Linked DNA regions of Homo sapiens: region 2 is linked to region 1. A link is a loop called in an ENCODE intact Hi-C map of the cell type or tissue named here. Cell type or tissue: dorsolateral prefrontal cortex. All regions are shown on one strand.

Evidence for each region. Hi-C counts contacts between places; a loop is a spot of excess contacts. Peaks named below come from ENCODE experiments on the same cell type or tissue, not always from the same donor. Only the 100,000 strongest peaks of a DNase experiment are listed, where the experiment ranks them.
Region 2: it touches region 1 in a loop (3-fold over the local background); 18 of 110 quality-filtered maps call a loop at or near these places.

What each region holds. Positions count from the first base shown.
Region 1 is chr1:219,658,093-219,666,092 of GRCh38, reverse strand. No RefSeq gene overlaps it. Among named protein-coding and RNA genes, the nearest start is that of ZC3H11B, 49 kb to the right of the region's middle. RefSeq lists enhancers at 4,716-4,765, 4,712-5,006 and a silencer at 4,720-4,919. In dorsolateral prefrontal cortex, CTCF peaks have their summits at 4,645 and 4,844 (motif pointing right); DNase peaks (open chromatin) are centred at 4,862 and 5,222; H3K4me3 peaks cover 1,567 bases; H3K27ac peaks cover 3,082 bases.
Region 2 is chr1:219,200,728-219,208,727 of GRCh38, reverse strand. The region is part of intron 3 of LYPLAL1 (lysophospholipase like 1); the gene reads right to left. It also overlaps the pseudogene RIMKLBP2. Among named protein-coding and RNA genes, the nearest start is that of LYPLAL1, 31 kb to the right of the region's middle. In dorsolateral prefrontal cortex, a CTCF peak has its summit at 3,920 (motif pointing left); no DNase peak of the experiment used is centred here.

The DNA of each region.
Region 1 (8,000 bases):
TAACTTAGATTGGAAAGCCAAGCTCTGTCCTCATGTCACTGTTTATGAAGCTGTTGCATTCTTTGGCAGGAGAATATGGAGGCAAATCACAAAAGGAAGCAGAAATCATATAAAATCTTACTTTCAGTAGTGAGGTGTCTACTTTTTGTTGTCGGTCCTGGAGGAGCTGACAGTGGCTGCAACCTTCATCACCATTTTCATAACGACTCTTGGAGAAAAGAAAGGGAGATATATGTTGTATCACTAAAAGTAATCAGGATGCTGATGACTCTCCTTCTCTGCACAAGCAAGGCTGCTTCTTTTTCAGTCTGATAATTTGGTCTTAGCCCCACGTGACCAAAATGCTGGACTATCCTGGCGTCGTGAGCTTATAAAGCAAACTCTCTGCAGCAAAGCAGTGCTGGGCAATGTGCGGCTGTGTCCATGTCTGTCAATGGCTTGACTTTCAATATGATATTTGTTCTGAGTATTTATTCAGAACTTCAAAGTCACCAACAGCAAATGATCCCTTATACAGTTTAGATGACACATGCTCTTGTAGGGTATGGTGTATACATTTTCTCTAAAAAAGAGAAAAATATTTCCTCAGCAAGTCTGGAAACAAGAAAATAGTTAATTTCTGGGGTCTGACAGTTTTTTTTTTAATGAGATTCCCTGAGACCCCCTGAAACTCATCTAAAAATCCCATCAGGGTCAGCATTGTGTGTGAGGTGTGTGCATCCAGAAGTGGGTACCTGTGATCCTAGCTGAGTCAAAAACTTGGAAGATGTGGGAGTTGAAGCAACAGATTAGAAATCTGATGACTATGACTATTTATGTATATACGTATGTAAATATAGCATCAGAACATCTGGATTAAAAAATAGAAAAATGTCTACATAGTTATCCATAGATATGGATATATAGATATAGATATAGATATATACTTATAAATATATAAAATGCTAAATATCTGGCTGAATAGTTTATGTGCTTTCTCAGTTTTATTTGGACTTAGACTAAGTGTGGACACAACATGTGAGTTCTGATATCAGTTATGTAAATAAGACTCTGTTTGTTCATAATTCGGGTTCTAGGTCTTTTTTCTTCTTAGGAAGCAGCTGGTAACATCGGTGACATTTCTAATGCACTTGGACACACCTGACAATACCCTACCTTGATGAAACAGGTGAATGCCTATGCCTTTTAGGGAGCAGAGCCAAACTTGAAAGGCACTACCACCACTGTACAGCTAGCTGGATCTTCCTTCACAGATTTGGAAATGTTTACTTAACTGAACTGTGTGGCTGCAGTTTCTAGGTATTTGATAAGGAAGAAGAGGAGTGACATGCCTCTCCTCAGAATGAAGCAGCAATATAGTCTTGTGTATTCTTTATGTTTTGAAGTTACACCTAGACCCAGGGACATGACAACATGGTTTGGGGATCACTAGTAAACCCCTGGGCACCTCTTGGTTGTCCCCAGGACTGCTTTCTGAGGTATTACAGTATGACGCTGTGTAAGCTTTGGTTTCTGGTATGAATTAACTTGATATATTTATTATATTACTTATGATTTTTAATGAAAACCAGACATCATCTCGTTGGTGTTTCACCAAAGCACTGCCACATTTACTTATTTATTTACTTTTGTGGTCAATGAGGTTTTGGGTTTTTTAAAAATCTCACTGATATTAGGTTGGTGCAAAGGTAATGGCAAAAACCACAATTACTTTTGCACCAGCCTAATACTATCCATAGACAAAAACATTGTATCTTGGTTTATTCTACATTTTATAGGTTGGTGCAAAAGTAATTGTGGTTTTCACCTTTTTTTTTTTTTTTTTTTTTTTTGAGACGAATTCTGGCTCTGTCACCAGGCTGGAGTGCAGTGGTGCAATCTTGGCTCACTGCAACCTCCACCTCCTGGGTTCAGACAATTCTCCTGCCTCAGCCTCCCGAGCAGCTGGGACTAGGGGCATGCACCACCATGCCCAGCTAATTTTTGTATTTTTAGTAGAGACGGGGTTTCTACTACGATCATGTTGACCAGGATGGTCTCGATCTCTTGACCTCGTGATCTGCCTGCCTCAGCCTCTCAAAGTGCTGGGTTTTTACCTCTTTTTAATGGCCAAAACTGCAATTACTTTTGCACCAACCTAATAAACAATTCGATAAACATTTCTTGAGTTCATCACACACTTGGATGAGTGCTGCAGCTATCTGGATGAAAAGCTATGATTCCTGCCCTTAACAAATTCATAGCCTAGTAGAGAAGACAGAGGACAAATAATTGTTTTAGAGATTGTAAAACCTGGTGATTTAGTGACAGGCTTGGAATGACATCCTCTGGATCTGAATCTTTTCTCTTGCCATATACTAACTGTGTGCTCTTGAATAAGTTTCCTAATGTCCCTTTATCTCAGAAAGGATAATCAACATCTAAATAAGGGTAAAAACTGTACCCTCTTATAAAGTTATTGTGATAATTAAAAGAATTAATACATGTATGAAGTGTTTCAAACAGTGCCTGGCAAAAAACAGAAGTCTAATAAATGTTAGCTTCTACTGTGATTCCTCAGAATTATGGCGGCAATAAAATAAATGCATTTGCATCAAAATCACCTGGTGATGGGGGAAGCTTAGTAAATGCAGATTCCTGGGCCTCCATCTCAGAGTTTCTAATTTAGTAGGTCTAGGTGGAGCTTGGGCTTCTGCTATTTTAATAAGCACCCGGGTTGGAGGTCTTTTTAAAGGGGTGGTGGCTGGCGAAAAGTTGTGGGTGATGAAGTTAGAAAGTGAAAGTAATTTCTGGAGAGTACCTGAGACCATCTAATTAAAGCATTTCAGTGAATAAATGGGTCAAATTGGTTTCTGATTTCATGTGGACAAAAATGAGGGATGGAGTAGAAGTTCGATCTTGCAGTTTGTCATGGTGGTGATAAGTAGAAACAGTCAATACTGTGCTAGTTAATCATTATGTCATATTCTCTTCTGATAACCAGCACTGAGCATTTCTAGGGAGAATTCAGCTTAGATGCTGGTAGTGGGGATATTTAGACACAGCAATGAGTTAAAAATAAGGATGTGAGCTCTCTCCCTCTTCCTCTTATGAATATCTCCCAAAAAAAGGTAGGCTTTTACCCATCTGAGGTGTTTAGATATTTGGGATATTTTAGATATTTTAGATTTGGATATTTGGATGCTTGGGAGTACTTAGGTAATGCCTCAAAATATCTACTCCATAAAATGAGAAGGGATCTTGGGGAAAAATGTTACTTTCTCTTTCTGTAGCATTAATAAAACTATGGAAATAGTGAGGGAATAGTCAATGGTCTTATAGTACAGATAAATAAATGAATTTCCGGCAGAATACGTGATTTTCTTCCTGCATTGTTTTAGACGAGATCGGGTGCGTTCAGGGTGGTATGGACGTATACCTTGCATTGTTTTAAACCAAGGGGATTTTACAGTGAATTTGAACAAGAAGAAAGTTCCAAGTGAAATCTGGCCATTGCTTTACATTTAATCTTTACATTGCTTTATGGTAGAACAAAACTTTTTGTCAGTTGTATGGTGGATTCTATGATTCACCTGATCCAGCAGGGGAAAGAAGGAGATTCTTTGGGAAACCTTGTTTGGTGACATGCAGTTGTTGGTGAGGTAAAGGGAAGGGACTAAAAAGGTAGTCAGAAATTGATTAGTTGTCAGAGACATTCAAGGGTCACCTTTGTTTTTTCTTTCTTTTTAAAATTGTCATTCTTCAGACATTCTATAGATGCTGTTTATTTATCATGCTATTAGCAGAAACTATGCTGCTCTAAAAAGTTACATAATCAAACCAAATCCTTATCCAATTTCACTGCAGTGGGACTCTGCCCACTGTGTGCTGCTCCATTATTATTGTATCAGCTTTTTAGCAATAATTGACGTCTATCTGATATAAAAATTGATACTTGGCAGAGGAAAAGAAAACCTGTTCTTTTGTGCTTAGGGCAAGTGGATGGTAACTTGCTTAAAACCCGTTTGGGAGTCAAATTGGAATATCTCTCAGCAACATTTCCCCACTTAGGTACAGTAACCGGAAGGTAGCATCCAAAAAATGTAAACCATTGTTGGGCTTCTGGATGTCTCTGAGAGAGCCTGTGTTTAGATTAATGGACGGTCGACTGAATAGGGGGTCATGATGAGTGGCCAGACTCTTTGCAACACAGTAGGCCTATTGTACATCTAACAGCGACTCAATTCAAAGCGATTCATGGCTTGGATGCTTCTGTAAATATACATTAGCCTTTAAGCAAACCAGGAATTATACCAGCTTTTATTTTTTTCTTTAAGAGAAGAAAATAAGAGAAAAAAGAATGAAACAAACACCAGAGAACTTTCTTTTGCAACAATGCCTTCTTTTCCTTTTGACATTGTTTTTTAAAGTTGCGGCAGTCCTGGGTGAATGAATATGGGTTTTTATCCCTTGAAACAGAGGCCTGCTGTCTGATGCAGGCTTCTTTTTCCTGCTTGATTGGCAGGACTTTCTGTCTCACTCCCATTAGAGAAGAAATACTGTTTAGATTTCGACACAAGATATTGCCAGTGGAATAAATAGTGCCATTTTCATGATAAAGTGGATGTTTAAGATTAAGGGTTTATTTAAGCCCACTGGTGAGCGACATTCCACTTGAATTAGGAGACACTCCTACAGGAAACAAATTTTATCAACCTAATTTTGTATTTTCCAAGCTTTTCCTGAGCAGCAGACAGAAGCAAAGATGTCGCCATAACCTTCTGTAGATGTCGCCATAACCTTCTGTTGATAGCGGAAAGCAACACCCAGGAGTAAGCGCTTGCAAGGTTAAGACAAAGAGCTCCCATGTACACGGCAGAGGGCGCTCGAGGACTGGCTGCGAGGAGTAGTTGGAACCGACTTCCCCGCTTCTTTCCTTCTCTTTTAAATGTAGGACAGGAAAAATAAAAGGATCATCAGCCAGAAAACAAAGGGCGCCAGAGAGCCAAATGTATGCAGCTGAAGAACTTGAAAAAAATTCTGGGGACTCAAGAGAGGAACCCATATTCTCATTCTCGTTGTCAGTCATTTTGCAGCTGTCCTGGCCTAGTATCACCTTCTCTTCTCCAGCCACATCCCCCACTTCACACTCCCTCAATTTGGCCCTCCGAGATTTGGTCCCGTTGGCCAGAGCCATAGGCTGCCTTTAGGAAAACCCCTGGCTCGCATGACGTCACCACGCTCATAGGGAGCGAAACTTCCCAAGCACCCCCACGGATGGTGCTAACAAAAGTTAAGCAGCGCCCCACCTCCTGTGTGCAACAGGGGTATCCTCCTCACCCCCTTTTTTTGTAAGGGAGGTGAGGTGGGAGGAGCTGACGTCGGGACACCTGGTTCTCAGCCCAGCGCTGCCCCCAGGGGCCTCCCTTAGTCTTTGTATTCCTGTTCTTCATTTGTAAAATGAGGGAATTGGGCTAAATGGTCTCTAAGCGCTCAGGTTATGCCGTTTGTAAAATTATAAGTGAGAGGTTGAGTCACCCCAAAGCAAGATTTTTAGTGCAAAATTTTGAGGGAATTGAGGCAAAGTGTTTTTTTCCTCTCTTCTTCCTGGAGTGTGAATTACCTGATTAAAAGTCTTGACTATTTCACTTCTATCTCTGTGGTGTATCGATCAAAAAGTTTATTGAACTTTTACCCTATGATCAAAATGGAGACGAGCAGATTAGATTATACCTTAATTAGCAGTTTTCTTTTTGCTAATGGTTTATTTATGAGTTCACAGCAATTTCTTAATATTAAGTTAAAAATATTGCCTGATAAACTGACAGATTACACTTGCATTTTCTCTTTTGTTCTCAGAATAAACGTTAAATATTCTTTTTTGGGGGGGATGTTCTAATTTAATTGGCCCTAATGAGAGCCAGATTGCTCATTAGAATAAAAAGGAAAATGACAATCTGTGTCACGTTTATCATCCTCAGTGATGGGCAAGGTTGTACTAAGGTTTGGAATAAGTAGACAGATGTAGAGACTAAGAGGGGCTCTGATAAACAGAGATATTGAATGTAGATAATAAGCCAATCTTAAAATTAAGCATGTGTTTACATTGTGTTCAAAGACTATGACGCCATTGGGAGACAGAATGTGGGGAGAGTTTAGCAACAGCCCTCTCAGCTGGTGACTTCAGGACAGAAACTTCTCAGTTCTCAGCAGGGGCTCCCTAAACAGCAGGCATAAGTGGATAAGTCAGTTTTGTCAAATATAGGAAAGTATATCATGTTTCAGAAGAAGACCAAAACATTATTTCAATATGAGTAAGAGTTTTCTCTTTTACCTAATAAGTGAAATGCTCACCAGTTTTATTCTGGAATGTCAGTGTGGCCCATTTTCCCTTAAATATTTGTGCCAGCAATTTCATAGTTTCCTTGGGGGCATATTTTAAAATCTATTTATCTCCACAGTGTCTACTTTGCATGGGGCTTTTGCAATAAGAGGTGCTCAAAGGCAGTTGTTGAACTGAATGTTCATATTAATTTTTTCCTCTTTAATGCAACAGAACAGCTACAGAAACAAACAAACCAAAAAAAAAAAAAAAAAAGAAAAGAAAAAAGAAATAGCCCTGCATGAAGTCACAATTTGGCTCATGCTAGGTGCTGAGTCCATTTCCAGCTCTAATGACTGGATACTCACCACCAGCTTTATCTAGGCTGCTGGGAATGAGCTGCACCAGTTGGAAGACACACTACTTATTGTTCAGATCGTTAAGCATGAATGTGCTAAGCATCAAAACTCAGATTTAGTGCAAGCTTAAAGTGGCCATTTCTTAGATCCAGCATTCTGAGTTTCAAAAAAAGAATGTTTTTGTATGTTAATACTAATGCCACTTTCTATTTGAGTCACTTCTGAAAAACAGTTCTGTGCTAGGGCAGTGCAATATATAGTTCTGTGACATTACTTAGTGAGAACCAGCAGCAGTGTGGCAAAGTGCTTAGTTGAATCAGAGCCATACAGAATCATATTTATGCTTACATAGGCGTTGTTGCATTTGGGAGAACGTGTTCACGGGAAAGGGTGGTGATGATGGTGGTGGTGGAATAGTATGTGATGTGGTTAGAAACCCTGTTTTTCCATTCATTGTTTAATCTTTGATTCTTCATCTATAAAATGAGACCTCTTGCCATTGAGTTGTTTGAAGGCTGAGAAAAATATATGTAGAGTCCGTAAACATATTCAAAAGTAGGCATTCAAAAATAAGCTATTTTTGTTATTTAGGTTCTAAAAAGCTCTTTTCTTCCCAACTATATTTCCAAAGAGCTGTCAAATAATGTACTTAGTTTTTGATTAAGACTGATGCTTTCCAGAATTACTGGGACAGAAACACTAACTACTCATTAAAATAATCCTTTGTGCCTTCAAGGGTTCAGTTCTTTTCTTCTTTCTCTATTTTCATTCTACTTCTCTCCTCAGAACAGTTTCTAAATTCTGCTTCCATCACATCTATTTGATAATAATCTAATATGCTACTCTTCCTGAGAATATTTCATTATTAGTAGGGAACAAATCTATCCACTAAGAAATAAAGTATGGAATGGGAATTTTAAGCGTTGGTGAACACATTGGAACATGTTTTTTTAGAGTACTAGGAAGTTTTCAGTGTTTTTGAAATTAAACTCATTGGTGGTAACTATGGCATGAAACAGATCATCTATTAAATCATCAGAAATTAAGGATTAAATAATTTATCTCACCAGTTACTTATCTAGAAAGGCAATGAGGAAAAAACATTTACATTCACTCATTTATTTAAATTTTTTTTTTTGAAATGGAGTCTTGCTCTGTCGCTCAGGCTGGAGTGCAGTGGTGTGATCTCAGCTCACTGCAGCCTCCACCTCCTGGGTTCAAGCAATTCTCGTGCCTCAGCCTCCCGAGTAGCTGGGACTAAAGGCACAAGCCATCATGCCCAGCTAATTTTTGTATTTTTAGTAGAGATGGGGTTTCACCATGTTGGCCAAGCTGGTCTC
Region 2 (8,000 bases), 460 kb after region 1:
TTTAATTTATTGAATATAAATTATTGAGATTTTGAAACCCTTAAGGGTAAGAAACAGTTTTTCTTCAATAATCATATTTTCATTGAGTGCTTATGATTAGCTGAACAAAGTGTCTCTGTGGTGCACGCATACTAATGAGTCAGTTTCAACTTTACACGCTCAGTGGTAAGTATAGTGCTTTGCACATAGCAGTAACTCAATAAAAATTTAACTGAATTTTTAGAAACCGTATGGGTTTCTAATGAAAGTAGTAAAAAATTTACAAATATCTCTTAAGCTTATCAAAGAGACAACATTAAGGAAACTAGTTCTAGTCCTGCCTGTGATACTCCCAAGCTGAATGTCTTTGTGTAAATTATTTAAAATGCTGGATTTCATTTATAGTAAAACAAGATAGATGGACTAATCTCTAGATTTTCCACCAACCTTTTAAATACAAATACTTAATCAGTTATAAAAACTAAAATTGCGAGAACTTTTAAAATGTACAGTTACTGTAAATACAGAAATCTACTTTCAGTTTAAGAATCCCTATCTCTCAGAACACAATTCTAGCTTTCCTAAAAGTTCACAGAATAGAGCTTACCAAACACTCACTTCCTTCATCTCTTCCAATTTCCCCTCTGTTCTTTACAGCCCATTTACTTACAAAGGAATTTCAGGTTGCTTAAAATCAAACACACTGTTAATAATAAAACTACATCTCTAAAATAGGAGAGAATGTGAGAGAGGAAGAGATGGGATTTGAGCAAAGAGTGAGACACAGAGAATAAAAAAAGAGACTTACAGACCATGATGTTAGGGTGGGGGCAGTAATTACGTGTGCAACTGGGCATTTAACAGTTTCTCTGTAGCAAGGCAATATTCTTTAACAGAAGGAATCATAACAAGTCATACTAGAAATTTTTCTTAGCATTGAATTCCTTAATAGAATTTATTAAATGGATCTTTATTAAACATAAAATTCAAAATCAGACATTCTACATACTGCCACTTCTGTTGCTGATTCTTCTCATAAAATTCTGGGACATAAAGACTTAACTTTCACTAGAATTTAATGATGGGAGCTGGGATTTTTGTGTTTTATTCATCAATGTATCCCTCTATGCTTACAACAGTGCCTGGCACACAGAAAGTGCTTATACTTATTAAACAAATGAACAATGTAACTGTAACTCAGTAACAATATCTCTGCAAGGAGACAAATTTATCATCAGAAAATGTAGGTTTTTGGTGATTTAATTTGATATAAAAGTAAAGCTTAAAAAAACCTACAAAATCTAGGAATGAATGATTAGTGTGCTCCAAGCCCATCATTCCTAATCTGACCTCTTAAAAATAAAGATTTTAGACCCAATCCCAGACCCACTAACAAAATCTCACTGCATATGTCTAATTTTTAAAAGCTCTTATGCCATAAATCAGATGTCTGAGAATCACAGCTGTGTGGCAAATAATTCAAAATTAAGTAAAATGGGTAAAAACAAAAAGTTAAAATATGGTCACCATTTAAAGAAAATCCACACGCGATAGATAACAAGGCTGCAGGAGCAAATTTATTATTTTTTTCTGAGAAATTCAAGAGCCTGAATTATGTGTCTGCCAAATGTAACTAATTAATATTTGAAATATGTTAGTGTGACCAAGGAACCAATTCTATATTTTATTTAACTAAAGAGCAACATGTAGCTAGTGGCTACCATAGTTCTAGACCATCTAAGCTGTACGAATGATTGAAAAAAGCTTCAAAATTTATAAATGAAGCAAAAATAAAATTAGTATTTCATAGATAATTTTGAGGCTAAGATAAAGATCATTAAAAGATAAAATGTAAATAAAAGATTAGTAGGCAAAAACTTACATTAAAAAGAGATTTTAAAAGCATAACTATCAAGAAAATTTTACATATGAAGTGACAAACACTTCATTTTTGTTGACCAGGGAATGTAATCACTTTATGTAGTTTCAGAGACTTTTGATGGTAACAACTTAAAAAAAAAAAAAGAGAGAAAGAAAACATTTACCCGCACATAAAATGTCATTATGAATACACATAAATGCATCCTGCAGACATTTAACTTCATGTTTAATTCTCTTAAGTTACAATGAAGAAAAATATACTCATTGAAATATTATTATTTTAAGATTTAATCTAAGTCCCTTTCCCATTTATGATTTTGTGAGGTAATCTGCAACTCCTCACTAGCCGTCTTTGACAATACAATGACCTTTAGCATAGGACACTACTGTGAAAAGGGACTTTGTGTATTTTTTCCTAACAGAAGAAAATTTAACACAAAGAACTAGTTATTTGAATTCAATTTTCCACCTAAGAGTCTAAAAAATGATATAAAATCTACTGTTCAATAAGTAAATACGAAAATAGTAAATCCATTGTAGGTAATGGTTATAACGGGTATTTACGGTTGCTGGCAAAGTATTTAAAATGTCAAGAGTTAACATTTCAACATACACTTAAGATTAACAAGCTGAATAAAACATGTTAAAAAATAATAAACCTGGCTTTATGAACTCTTTATATAAAATAAAACAGAAACAATCTATAAAAAGACTATATTAGGAACATTAAGATAATCAATCTGAAAGTAAAATCCTTAAAAAAATCCACTTAAAGTGTGCTATCAACTGAAAAGAACTTTAAACATGCAATAAAGTCCATTACCATTCTAAATTTCAACACCTCTTCCATTTAACTGGTATACTATTATAATTATTCTTCAGATTTGGGAATACAGAAATTATGACTATTACATTTATTTGGATATCTCCTCTCATACAAAACTTGTGGGATAAACAAAATATTTATTTTCCTCTATGGAAAACTGTTAGAACAACAGTCCAGAGCCTTTAAAGTCCTACTAGTTGTTGAAGAAACATAAAATGTTTAATTAAAATACATATATGTTCAAAGAAAGTAGAAGAATGCTATCATTCTGAAGTTTTAGCTCCCAGCTGGGCTATAGAGAAAACGTGTACAAGTTCAGAAAAAGGCAGGCTGGAAATTTTGATGCTAGACTTCATCTTGGGAATTCTAACTATCCCTTCATTTATTTTTATTTTTAATCTTATTGCAAAATTAATATACACCCATTGTACAAAATGTTTCTTGTACAAAAGTTTCTTGTACAAAATTTTACAATATTTTGTACTGTACAGAATTTTGACATGTTCTCTTAAATTTCATTTTTACAGTTAAACTAACTCTACATGTTCAATGTATCTTATTTTTTTCATGTAATACTAATTTGAAAGTCTTTCTACAGAATTACAAAATTTTATAATTATTTTTAATTGAACACATACTTACTGAGTGCTTTTGTTTTTTTTGTTTTTTTTTTTTTTTGAGACGGAGTCTCGCTCTGTCGCCCAGGCCGGACTGCGGACTGCAGTGGCGCAATCTCGGCTCACTGCAAGCTCCGCTTCCCGGGTTCACGCCATTCTCCTGCCTCAGCCTCCCGAGTAGCTGGGACTACAGGCGCCCGCCACCGCGCCCGGCTAATTTTTTGTATTTGTAGTAGAGACGGGGTTTCACCTTGTTAGCCAGGATGGTCTCGATCTCCTGACCTCATGATCCACCCGCCTCGGCCTACTGAGTGCTTTTTATGTGTGTGTGCATGTAGTACTTAATGGTTACATAATACTCAATTCTATTAATAGGCCATCATTCCCTCAACCATTCCTGTCATGATGGATATTTAGATCATCCACGTAAATTACTCCAGTGTAGTTCCAGAAAGACTTGATTCTCTCTGCTTCAAAATTCTGATAATATGCTTATATTATCAAAATTCTGATAAATCTATTCATATCATTTGTCAGGTTCTATACATCCTAGATCTAAGTTAAGCCTAAATTATAACAGTATTCTCTCTTAACAACGAATTATCACCACCTAGTGGCCAATAAAGGAAGGTATTATGGGGACCCGGGTTCTAGTCCCAACTCTGTATTAGCCAGGAACACTTTGAATTTTAGTTTCTTCACCTCTGAAATGAAAATAATTATATCCTACTTTACTTTTACCTACTGCAAGACCCAGGAGATCTAATGTATATAAAAACAACTTCAGAACTTAAAACATTACCTAAATAGAAAACACTGACATGTAATGGCAATTTTAAAACTATCCAGTGCAATATAGATGCCAATTAATTTAAAGCTATCTCTACCATATGTACTTTCTAAGCACAACAATACACAAGGGAAAAATGATATACCTTTCTCCAGTTTCCTGTCTTAGACAGAAACAAACTAGAAGGAAATGAAGAGTTCAAGACAGGCTTTAATAATGATGGAGAATGTACTGACAATAAAATGCTTATATTCTGCACACTGGACACTGTTAATATGTTAATAAAGCCAGAAGAAGGCAGGACAATCTATTATTAATAATTTTCTCAGAATACAGAATTTGAATCCTGGTTCTGTCAATGACTATACTGCCAACTTTCGAAAAGTAATTTAAAAGTCACTATTCTATTGCCTGTTTTCCCTAAGTTTTATCTTAATGTCTGGTAGAATCATATGAAACATAAATATACAAAAATAAATTTTAAAAAATCAACATTTTTCTTATATTCCTAATGTGCAGAGTGAGGATCCATGAATGTCTCCAAGGAACCCCCTTTAACTGAACATCCCCTGTAATGAGCCTTTTGCTGAGTTCTCTCTCTCTTAACAAAGTTTACTATTTTTTCTATTAAGAAAGCAGTGCATATCCATTGCAGAAAGCTTAGAAAACAAAAAATTTTCATAGCTAAACCCCACAGATGATTAAAATTTTAAATGTAGTTTTACTCATCCTGGTATTCCTGAAGTCTTAAAATAGTGTGTCAGTTTAGCACTTCATCATTCTACTAGATCTATTGCATTTGCTTTCTTGCTGTTTTTCTGACCTTCACACTGACTAGTCAGCCCTCCAGAGTTGTCAGCATAATCTTTCTAAAATGCCCATTTGATCACATCATTCACTCCCTGTATATAATTCAATGATACTAGGATTTGGGATGTACACCAAACTATTTCCTGGAAGGATTTAATGTGTCCCTTGCTTTCTTTCATGAACATGTTTCTGTCCTTGTTTACCAGTCACATTCTCAATTATTCTTTAAGACTCAGTTGCCACTTCAACAAAGCAGTTCCCAACTCCCAGAAAGATTTACTTCTCTCCTTGCTGCTTACGCTATACCTTCGACATTGTTCTTCAATAATACCTGTACAGTATTAGAATACTTTACTTCCCTCTCTGCCTTACTAGACTGTAAATTTCTCAGTTTCTTTTATACTCCAGCACATAACATTTTATTGACAATTTGAAAATAAAATTTAGTGAGAAGTATCATTTTTGACCTGTCCAAGCTAGACACACTACCTAGAAAAGGTAGAAGATCACATACTGTAAAAAAAAAAAAAAAGTTTGTAAAACTGAGTTCAACATAACAAAGTACCACTAATCAAATAAAACCGCAAAGAATGGGCTCCTATCTACATCAAATACAGAGAGTAGTTTTGTTTTATAAAGTTACACAAACACAACTACACTCTCAGAGATTGGGTCCCATTAGGACATACTGTCTTACATTAAATCAGAAATCTGAACAGATTATTAAACAAAATAAAAGGTTAACAACTTTTGAACCTATCCCCTTCATATTTCTTTTCCAATCTTACATTTTGCTAGTTTTTCCCATTATAATTCATTTTTAAAAGAAACCTAGCCTGGGCCAGACATGGTGGTTCACAGGTATAATACCAACACTCTGGGAGACTGAAGCAGAAGATCACTTGAGGTCAGGAGTTTGAGACCAGCCTGGGCAACATAGAGAGACTCCATCTCTACATAAAACAAGCAAACAAAAAAAAAAACAGCCAGGCATGGTGGCAAGTGCCTATCATCCTAACAATTCAAGAGGCTGATGCAGGAGGATCACTGAGTCCAGGAGTTTAGGTTGCAGTGAGCTATGATCACGCCACTGCACTTCAGCCTGGGCAACACAGCAAGACCCTGTTTCAAAAAAAAATTACCTAACTTCATTCCTCACTATGGGTTGTGTGTGCTTAATAAAAATTGTTTGGAATCTCAAATGCATTTTTCTTTTATTTCCCACTGAATCCCTCCTTCATTAAAACGTTATGAATAGCACTTAAATCTGACCTAACAACTTAAATGTACCCTAATAGACACTGTACAAAAGTATAAAAGCTAGTAGAAAAATACTAAACAGTAACTCTTGTTTAAATAATCTAGGAGCAATGAAAAAGAAAGAGGGAAGCAGAGCTCATATACCACTGAGGAAAAAGTAAGCAGCTGGTAGGGAAGAAACAACTAAGCTACCTGTAAGTCTCCAAGTGGTACCACTGTTCCAGTGTGGCCTTTTGCTATCCAGGTGACCATAGGATGGGTGGTATGAAGTATGTAATAATGGCAAGAAAACTTTTTCAACATTACATGTCAGACACATTTGTATTTCACATGAACTGACTAGTTCAACTACCACAACTTTAAAAGGTAGATATTATTACCATCATCCAAGACACAGAGAATAAGGAGACTGGACACCTACAAAGTGAGGAATATAGGATTAGAACTCAGCACTCTGAGTCTAGAGCCCAAGTTCTTAACTATGTTATATGATGTCAGCTTAAGGGCATTTGTAATTATGATGTTTCTAACTCAGGGAATACATACATGAGAAGTTCAGCTAGATCACTAAGGTAAACAACAAATACATACGAGAGGTTCAGCTAGATCACTAAGATAAACAACCACCACAACAAAAAACTGCAACAAAAGACTTGAATATTATTTGCTCTATGAATCAATAACTAACGTATGTGAAGAATCCAGCATATGAAAAGTGGGGTAATAGCACTAATGTTTTGTCACAGTATAAGAGGTCAAGAAACGTGTGTTTTGTGGCATGTGTATAATTCCATAAAACTTAGTGAAGATTTATTTTCACTGGCTGGTTAAAGAACTATACAGTTAACAAAAACAAACATGACTGCCTTTGCACTTTTGTGGTCTCTTTCTGTATCTCAATGTAGAAAAAAGAGGCTTTATAGACATTAATTAGCTCATCTCACAAAAAATGTTTTTACCCCCACTTTAATTTGGTATATTATATATTATAATATGAAATTAATAAATCTTAGATTTTATAATTTCATAAGTCAACATATCTTCCAAAAAGAAATTTTATTCTCATAAACCCAAAAGAGGCTTAACAAAATACTGACCATATAACTGGTGCTTTAGAATTATAAATAAGACTGTCTTTTAACAAGGTTCTCTTGGTACTTCAGAAAATAGTCTTCCATTATATGGTAGAAAGAAACAAAAATAAACTCCAGATGAGTCAAATAATTCAGTGTAAAAAAAAAAGCAACACTAGAAAAACCAGTAGAAAATTTATTTTATATTCACCCACGTTCTAATGAGAAAACTTAAACTCAGAAATTATTTCAAAACAATTATAAAAGATTTTAAAAGTTTTTTTATGTCAAACTATAATGGAATTGAAAATAACAAATTAAGCACAAATTAAAATTAGTTACCACTTCCTGTGTACTTATTTTGAGAAAAATTTTTTCAAGACCATATTAATCAATGTAATAAGGTTCTAATTCTTCTAAAGATGGTTGGAAGTATCAACTGGTACACTTTTTTTGTGACAGGAATTTGATAATACGTATTAAGAATCTTAAAAAAGTTCAGCTAAATGTAAGAATCGTTGGCTTTAAAATGAAATAAAGTTAGATTCAAAATTCATATTGGCTCTCAGACCTTAAGAAAATCCAGAGATTCCAGGTTAGTGGACTGCTTCCTTGTACCAGGAGGCAACTCCGGGGAGACAGAAGCTCCTGTCCTCAGGACCCTTCCAGACCTTGCCATATATATCTCTTCACCTGGCTGTTCCTCTCTTCTTTATAATATCTTCTATAATCAAGTGATAAACTTTATACTGAAGAGGAAATAA